Linked DNA regions of Homo sapiens: region 2 is linked to region 1. Evidence: chromatin contacts called from ENCODE Hi-C or POLR2A ChIA-PET data. All regions are on one chromosome and are shown on one strand. Each heading gives the region's core, a stretch centred on a gene start or an enhancer-like site at or near the end of the contact. The rest is flanking DNA. Distances are from core to core; before and after follow the strand shown.

Evidence for each region. Hi-C counts contacts between places; a loop is a spot of excess contacts on that map. ChIA-PET counts read pairs that join two places held with the same protein, here RNA polymerase II (POLR2A). Pooled maps may share reads with other maps.
Region 2: a loop to region 1 is called in a pooled map, with 1.9 times the contacts of the local background. The contact joins two enhancer-like sites. A Hi-C loop is called at or near these places in 1 of 37 single-sample maps with no recorded cell type and 6 of 50 pooled maps. POLR2A ChIA-PET finds 5 or more read pairs at or near these places in 2 of 52 experiments (H1 and T-cell).

Annotation. Positions count from the first base shown.
Region 1 is chr11:72,734,505-72,739,217 of GRCh38, forward strand. All of the region lies in intron 1 of ARAP1 (ArfGAP with RhoGAP domain, ankyrin repeat and PH domain 1), which reads right to left. Among named protein-coding and RNA genes, the nearest start is that of ARAP1, 16 kb to the right of the region's middle. RefSeq lists enhancers at 2,186-2,365, 2,536-2,635. Within about 2 kb of position 2,072, at least 30 of the 41 ENCODE cell types and tissues checked have a DNase peak (open chromatin) inside an H3K27ac peak, as active enhancers do.
Region 2 is chr11:72,968,109-72,972,821 of GRCh38, forward strand. The region is part of intron 8 of FCHSD2 (FCH and double SH3 domains 2); the gene reads right to left. Among named protein-coding and RNA genes, the nearest start is that of ATG16L2, 160 kb to the left of the region's middle. Within about 2 kb of position 1,888, at least 3 of the 41 ENCODE cell types and tissues checked have a DNase peak (open chromatin) inside an H3K27ac peak, as active enhancers do.

The DNA.
Region 1 (4,713 bases), core at 822-3,321:
CGACAATTTGAAACAAGAAAAAGAGACCACATAAACAGTGCTTACTGCATGCCAGGTATCCAAGTACTTTATATTAACTCATTAAAGCCTCACAGCAGCCCCAGGAGATACATATGATTGCTATCCCTGTTTTAAGGTGAAGAAACTGAGATAAAGGGAGGTTAAACAACTTTCCAAAGCCACACACCTAAGAAGGAGGCAGTATGAATATAGTCTAGCCCTGTGCTGTCCAATAGCAGCCAGCAGTAGCCACACGTGGCTGTTGGACATTTGAAATGTGGTCCCTGGAATATGATGTGCTAGATTTTGAACACAGTGGATTTTGAAGACTGAGCACAAAAAAAAAAAAAAAGAATGCAAAATATCTCAATAATTTTCCCTATTGTTTACATGATGAAATATATTATTAACATTAATTTCACTTGGACTGTTTAAATTGCATTGTGGCTTACACTCTATTCATACTGGAGACTGTAGCTCTCAACTTTTTTTTTTAGACAGGGTCTCGCTCTGTCACCCAGGCTGGAGTGCAGTGGCACAATCTCTGCTCACCGCAACCTCTGCCTCTTGGGCCCAAGCAATTATCCCACGTCAGCCTCCCAAGTACCTGGGACTACAGGCTTGCACCACCACGCCCGGCTAATTTTTCCATTTTTTTGTAGAGATGGGGTTTTGCCATGTTGCCCAGGCTGGTCTTGAGCTCCTGGGCTCAAGTGATCTACCTGCCTCTGCCTCCCAAAGTGCTGGGATTACAGGCGTGAGCCACCAGCCTTTGGCCATCCACTTTTAACCACTCTTCACGGCCTCTCAAAACACAAACTGAGGGCCGGGCGCAGTGGCTCATGACTGTAACCCCAGCACTTTGGGAGGCCAAGGCGGGTAGATCACTTGAGGTCAGGAGTTCGAGACCAGCCCGACTGTCTCTACTAAAAATACAAAAAATTAGCTGGGCATGGTGGTGGGTGCCTGTAATCCCAGCTACTCGGGAGGCTGAGGCAGGAGAATTGCTTGAACCTGAAACGCAGAGGTTGCAGTGAGCTGAGATCGTGCCATTGCACTCCAGCCTGGGCGACAGAGTGAGACTCCAGCTCAAAAACAAAAGCAAAAACTGAGCACCTGCTATATACAGGCCAGGCACTGTACTAAGCGTTTAACACAGATTGATAGATGACGGTCCCAGCAACCCCACTGGAATGACCAGGTCTGGGAAACAGGAAACTACTTATCTCCCTGAGAAAAGCCTGGCTCCCTACTGGGCCTCTCTCAAGTTCCTATTCCTGCACTAAGGGCATCTGGCTAACATCAAAGACACGGTGACTCGGCACTGACACCTCTTTGGAACAGCCATGTTCAAGGCACTGGAAGCATGAACCAGACCTCAGACCTGGACTGGCCCTCCAGGAACCTCAGGCTGGAAGGGATCAGATACCATCAACCAGTGAAAACAGCCCAGGGGGCCCTCAACCAGGCTGAGGTAAGGGAAGGCTTCCCGGAGAAAGCAGCAAATTGAAAAAAGAAGTTCAGAGCAGTGCCCTGCTAAGCCACACTGCAGCCTGAGGCAAAGACAGAATCATCAGTACTGTTCCTCTCTTAATTTAAAATGTTAATGTTTTATATTTTGCTCATCATGGATTTTTGGCATTAATTTTTATTTTTTAAATGGCATTAAATATTATATACCTTGAATACTGACCTTTTTAAAATAAATAGTTATTGCTTTTACATTTTAGTTACCTTTTTTTTTTTTTTTTTGAGACAGGGAAGGTCTCGCTTTGTTGCCCAGGCTGGAGTGCAGTGGCATGATCATGGCTCACTGCAGCCTCAACCTCCTGGGCTCAAGTGATCCTCCCACCTCCCCCTCCCCAGTAGCGGGGACCACAGGATCTCATGACCAAACCCAGCTAATTACTGAGCTTTTTGGTACCCCCTCAAATTCTGCAACAGAGGCAAGTGCCTCACTTGCTCTACCCTAATCCAAGCCCTAGTTTGGAGGTTTAAGCCCCTCAGCTGCTATGACACATCACTGAGTCCTCATCCTCAGGAAGGCAGGGACCTGGCAGAAGGGAGTGTCATCCTGTTGCGACAGCACAGCCAAGAGCTGAGGGGTTTCCCTCCTCTCCACCCTAATGGCCCAATCAGACTTCAGCACCCCCACACCCCCATCCTGCCTCTCCTTCTCTCTCATGTCCCTCCAGCGTCTCTCCACTGTGCCAACTACAGTCCCACCCCCACTCAAAGCCTTTCCATGGTTCCCAGTGCCTTCGAGCACTCCTTGGTCTGTCATTCAACTTCATCCAGCTCTGACGTTTACAGACGAAGAAACAAACACCCACAGGGAGGAAGTGACTTGCTCAAGTTGTCAGTGACATACCCCAACCCCCAGCCAGGCTGGGCTGGCCCTGTCCATGACTTCCTCCATGTCACTTCTCACAGTAGGCACTGGCCTGGCAAACAGGGAGCCCCCAAAGTTGTCTGCTGACAATGAGTGAGTAAACCACATCCTCCCATCTTCAGGTGGCTCCAGGCCAGCTCCTCCAAAAAGTCTGCCCTGACTGCCCCCTCAAGCTCCTAGTCCTCTGAGGCTGAGCCCCATATCTCGGCACTGCTTCTGCTCTCTCTTTGGTTGCTTGTTTTGTGGGGGTCCACCTCCACCCAATCCCCCATGTATCCTGGAGTATCCTGAGAGTCCATACCCCTTCTTATCTCCTCTGCTGTCCACAGTGGTGCCCAGGACCTGGCTGGGCTCACAGGTGCACTCAGTCCCAGTCCAGAGGTAAGGGTCGCCTGGAATCTCTAATCCTTGTCAGCCAGTCCTTCTTCACGTCTGGCTTGAGTACTTCTTGCTGGAACCAAAACTTTTGCCCTTCTGTCCTCTACCTACCATTTCAACCCCAAGGTCAGAGTTCAAATCTCATCACCCCTTCTCTGTCCCAGCCCAGCAACTCCATGGTAATATCTCTACCCACTACTGACTAGTGACCTGTTTCACCGGCCCAGCAAGAAGATGACCCAGAGCCTTAGCCAAAGACAGGCACCCTCCAGCTTCCTTCTTTCCCTAAATGCACACCATTTGGCAACCATGTGCCCAGCCCCTGCTAGATTTTCTCCTTCATCTCATTTGTTCTTTTTTTTTTTTTTGAAACAGGGTCACTCTGTCACCCAGGCTGGAGTGCAGTGGTGTGATCTCAGCTCACTGCAACCTCAGCCTCCTGGGCTCAAGTGATCCTCCTACCTCAGCCTCTCCAGAGTAGCTGGGACTACAGGGGCATGCACCATGCCTGGCTAATATTTGTACTTTTTGTAGAGATGGGGTTTTGCCACGTTGCCCAGGCTGGTCTCGAACTCCTGAGTTCATGCGAGCTTCCCCTCTTGGCCTCCCAAAGTGCTGGGAGTACAGGCGTGAGCCACCGCACCCAGTCCCTCATTTGTTCTTATAACAACCCTAAGGCCTGTGATTCTTCTCTATGTCAATGTCATGGAAGCTGTGTGAGGTAGAAACTCACCAGGTCACCTGCTGGAGCTCACGGGGCCTTCAGAGGACGTGACTGCTTCTGTCTGGTGAAGTAAGGGAGGCTTCTAGAAGGAACCCCTGACTTGGGCCTTGAAGGATAAGTAGGAGGTGGCCAGGTGGAGGCCATTCCAGGCAAAGGGGACTGGGTGTGCAAAGCCCAGGGACAGAAAAGGACCTGGTGAATTTGGTGACAGGAGATGTCAGTGGGGTGGGAACAGAAGATGTTTAGAGAGAAAGGCTCAATGGCTGGCCCTCCGTCACCTGCATAGTCTGCTGACCGTGTGGGTGTGGCTCTCTCTTGAGGCCTCCCTGAGCCTGTTTTGCATTCTGATTTGCATGAGTCAGCCCTGGATCAGGGCAGCCTTAAAGGTCCTAACCCTTTCCACACCCAGCTCTGGAGTCCTCTTGGCCAGGCCGCCTCCCCTGATTGCATCCTCAGCTCCCCTCCGCACAGGCCTCTGCCCTGGGTTCAAGGAAAGACCTAGCCCTATGGGGAGCAAGGAGGGGAGGAAGGCAGGCTAGGGGTCCTAACTGAGGCCTCAGCTTGTCCACCACCACCTCCCTTATACAGCCTCATCCCCTACCCTGGGCCCAGCTGTCCCAGCACAGGCAGGCAGGGCAGCGACCCCAGCATCCAGACCTCAGGAAACTCCTCGGAGCTCCCCAACAGGAACCAAGAACATACACAGCCAGCTCTGGCCAGGCCTGGGTCTACAAACCACACCCCACTGGTACCACAAATGCACACCTCACACTACCTCAAGGGCCACACATCTCCCAGGGCCACACACACCTACCACCCCACCCAATGGCCACACCTCAGATCTGCCCTTTCCCACCACACACAGCTCCTACCAGCAATTCAACTGTGTGCAACAACCCCACAGCCCAATACCCCACCCTTGGCCCCCTCCCCGGCCCAGTCACCAGGTGATACCTCTGCATAGGGCCTCTTCGGTCTGCTGCCCTCCTGGGCCTTCTCCAGGCTCCGCTCACTCAGGCAAGAGTGTTAGAGGCACTTCCGCAGATATGAGGAACTAGTGGGGGCTGGGTTCCCAGCCCAGAGGGTGCAGAAGTGGCCCCCACGCCTCTGCAGAAGCCACCTCCCTCCAGCCCTGCCAGGAAAGGCAGCAGGTACAGCCTTCGAGTGGGCAGCTGACCGATCTCTGGGCCAAGCAGCCTATTTTCCATCTCTCGGGGAC
Region 2 (4,713 bases), core at 638-3,137, 230 kb after region 1:
GTGGGCAGAGAACAGAGCATATAAGGCCTTTGGAATTATCTTGAGGTTTTCCAATTTTATCCTAAGGGCGATAAGAAGCCACTGAAGGTTTTATGTAGGGTACAATGTAGATGCTCCAAAATTACTTTCTGAACAAATGAAAATAATTACAGATAAATAACACTGGTACTCTGTCCTTAAGACTGATAGATCTTTGCCTTTTAATTTGAAACTATAATTTATCATTCTGTTTCCTAGAAAATACCTTCAGGTTGACCTAAGCTTTTGTTCAGAAACGGTTACTCCTCTCCAGAGGCTATTTTTCAGATGTGCTATCTTACCTGTAGTTATGTCTTGATGTCTCATTGAAAGATAATCCATGAGGACTAACCAGGGCTGGGATTCCAATACATAGGATCAGAATAACTGTGGCACATGTATCTTAATGGAGAGCCCTGAAGAGGAACTCTTCTTGCCAAATAATACATATTTCCAATTATGCTGACAGATGATAAATTACAATATCCATAAATGGGGGGTTATTCTGATTTCCAAAATGATAGTGCTGGCATGGAATTTCAGAAGCCCTGCAAACTTTCTCTGTTCTTGGCAGGGTTAAAGGCTATAAACTATATACCCCATGAGCATAAGGCCTGCTTACAGAAGTCAGGATGCTCTGACCAGTCATCCTCACTCCAGAGACCAGCAGTGCTTCTGTGTACCCAAGGTTCATCCTTTGACCAACACTTCTCCTTGGTGCTTTAATGGTTTTATTATAGTAACATTAAAAGATATTTCTATAAATTGGTAAACAAAACAAAAATAAAACCCAGTTATCCTTTCCTTCAAAACTGATAGGTAATAATATTAAGGCTTTGTCCAGTGATTCATCTTATATGAAAAACATGGTTTTAATGATATACACACATATATACATATGCTACTACCTTTCATATAGATTTTCTTTGAAATCAATTTAAAATAGTATACCTGGGGTATCACTTAGGTGGCTGGTCTTCTCAGACTCCAGATGTCTCCTCCTCATTGTCAGCACTAAGTTAATACTTGAACTGTCCAGTGTAGCCATGTCAAAATCAGTGTTAACAGTCTACCTACTCCCTTCAAAAACCTTATGAGAGACGGAGCTGCATTCCAATGTTTATTATCTTCACCTACAGACTTTCTCCCTCTTGGATCATGTTAGAATGGTTTCATTTAATTTAATTTGGCTTTAAGTTATTTATATCAGGAATAAAAATCGGATTAGAACTGTGCAGAAAAGCTAGTTGGCATTTAGGTTTTGCCACCTCAGTTAATTTTTTAGAGTATGTGTCTGAGAAAGAAAGAGAAAAACACTGAGAGGGACAGAGACAAAAAGATGAATCTTTGTCTTAATTTTTTGAGGGTAGAGAGTATTTGTCCCATTTCCTTACTTCTTTGTGTGCCTTGCACAAAGTGGAACTTTAGGCAAAATTATCCTCCTTTAAGACACCACAGAATACAAGAAGCATCGAAGATATAAAAAACATTAAAAGACTAGAAAAAAGCCCAAATGTTAGAATCAATGAAATACGGTATGTTTTGACTAGTTAATTTAATAAGAAAACAAATAAAATGGCTTAACATGCAATTAAGTCAGAAATTATAAAGCCATGTCTGAAAATAGAGTTCAGCAAACTCCACACTATGTTATTTGTGATAAAGAAGCAAAATTCTTAGGCTTAAGTGATTTATTGGATGAAGTTTAAACACACACATTGGTTATGCTAGGTACAACACGACCAAATACACACAAGTGAGACCTGACCCTCATTATTACAGGAATAGGGGACTGGGCTCAGAAAAAGACTTGTCTGTGGCCAGGGACTATTTTAATCTGTGACTAAGCACCTCAGTGATGGAATATCATCTTTATTGTATTTTGTGACATGATTACATCAGCCTGAGAACCACAATCAACAGTCATCAGAATACCAGTAAAATGAACCCAACTTGCTGTTTCAAAGTGGTTTGAAAAAGAAAACTAGAGGGAGGTACTTGATAAATGACTGATAAAGCAAGAAAACTCACTAAAGCCACAAATGGCTAAGAATGTTGAACAGATAATACATATACCACTTCCTTTCTTAACCCCAAAATTAATGCTAACAGTGCTCACCACCTCAAGTTTTTAACCAACAATAAATATTACAGAATCTAAGAACACTACCAAAACCTAACAGTCTACAATCCAGTGAGTAAAAATACTTACAATTCTAATGTATGAAAATTGTCTTTTATCTAAAAGCCCTACAATAAAAGGTAATGGAAAAATATCATGTGTTATAGAAAACTGCATTTAAAACTAAGATAACAAATAATCATGTGTTCACATTTTAACCTGGTTGGTTTTAAAAAATCAAAGCTACTTTAGTGGCATTTTAGAATTCTTTCCTCAAGGTCAAATTTTTTTCAACCTCACTTAAAAACTATTGCTAGCACTCTCATGGCTCTCTCCAAGATTAATGGAGCCACTGGTTTCTTCTGTGCATTACTTTCACTCCCCTTTTCATAAAAGTCCATCCCTGTGAAATGCCACTGTCTGCTGCCACAGCCTGCCGACATCCCACTCACATACAAAGCCTGGTGAGATGCGAATTCTTCTATGAAGAAAAGACTTCCATGAAGAAAGGCCGCTGAACCTCTCCTTTCTCACTCATTTAACACCAATTTTGGGGTTAGGTATACAAAATGGGACAAAACATACCCCTAACCCCCACTGCCCTCATATTTGCCTTTGGAACCCAACCACAACATTGTGAGAAAGGCAATACCAAGAAGCCAAGTGCAGAAGCTCCAGCTGACAGCCTCGGGAAGGTCTGAGTCAATAGGCAGCATTAATGAGAAACGTGAGATAGCAAGCCCTCAGAATTCAACCTTCACATTTGAGTTTCTCTAGCTGATGTGAGTGGTACGGAGATAAGTTATCCCTACTGACCCCCCTGCCCAAAGTATAGACTTGAAGGCAAACTAAATGCTGTTGTTTTAAGCCACTGAGCCTTACAGTCATTTGTCATGCAGAGTAACACTATAAGTAACTGGAACAGGTCAAAATATAAAAATCAATCATATGTTTATATATTAATAAAAAGAACTGAAAGGAAAAATTAAAACCTAAATGTTACAGTAACATTGAGAAATATGAAATGCTTAGGAATAAATTTAACAAAATACGTGAAGACTGCTGAAGTAGACAGAACTATAAAATGATCCCAGTGACCCTTGCCCTTGTATAATCCCCTTTCCTTTGAGTGTCAGTAGAACATAATCACTCTTGTGATTATGCTACGTTAAATGGCAAAAGGGAGATTATCTGCGATTACCTAATCACATGAATCTTTAAAAGCAGAGTTTTCTCTAGCTAGTAGCAAAAAAGTCAGAAATTCAAAACATGAACAGGACTGGACACACTACTGCTGGCTTGGTAATGGAGAATTATGTACAAAGGACCTGAGAGCACCTCTAGGAGCTGAGAATGACCCCAGCCTACAGCCAGCAAGAAAACAGAGTTAAGTCCTACAACCAGAAGGAACTGGGTTTTGCCAACAACCTGAATGACCCTGGAAGGAGATTCTTCCCCAGAATCTCCAGATAAGAATGCAGCCAAGGTGACATTTGGATTTTGGCCTTGTGAAACCCTAAGCAGAGAACCTGGCTAAGCCTACTTGGACTTCTGACCTACAGAACTGTGAGATAATAAATGGAGGTAGTTTAAAACGTCTAAGTTTGTGGTGATTTGTTACATAGCAACGGAAATCAAATATAACTGCAAAGGAACGAGAGATAAAAGTTTGGGAGGATAGAAATATTCTAGATATTGATTGCAATTATGATAGTGACAATATGGTTATACATATTTGTCAAAACTCAACCAACCCTATTTTAAAATAGATGCATCTTATTGTATATTAATTGTACCTCAATAAAATTGATTTAAAAAGAGTTAATCTCTTTAAAATTTTCTTCTTATGCCTCTTGTCACCCTATACAATACTCTCGTTAATAGTTTTATGTATTCTCTGCTTCAGTACCCCTCATCTATTGTTGATTCTCCAGCCCAAGACATTAAATTAAACTCTGAAATGAGAATATTCAATTACCTGTTAGACCTGTCCACTGAAGGATGTGAACTGATTACCATGTTTTGATTTATATTTTTATGAGTTTACCTCAAAAAACTCTAAAATTAAGATCATCTAGGTAAAGCTTAGACCTCTATAAGAAATTTGGTAGTTGGAAAATCCTGTCTTAGAACATTTCTTTCCAAACTATATTTCAAGGTGCCCTAGTATTCAGCCTGATGCCTTAGGAACCATGGGAAAGTAGAGGATGTCACAGGCAGGTATAGGGAGTGGGGAAAACACACAAAGAGGAAACAGGCTCACAAACTTTAACCAAATAACTTCCCTTTTATCTGCTTTATATATAAAGATTCCATGTAGGAGTTTGTTTTAAAAAGTTGTTCAACTGCTAAAAATATTTCGAAATAATTACTTTAGAAGTTTGGTAAAGACTTACAAGAAGCATCCTAATTTTATCTTTCTGAGTCACAGGGAACCAATCATAAAATAACCAATGTAGCAGGGAAAGAATCTATTACCCCATATTCCATAAGCCCCTTGTGGGCGGCACCAGAGAATAACCTTGTTTCTGGCTCAATGACAGTATGGATCACATCCAATTCATCTCTGTATC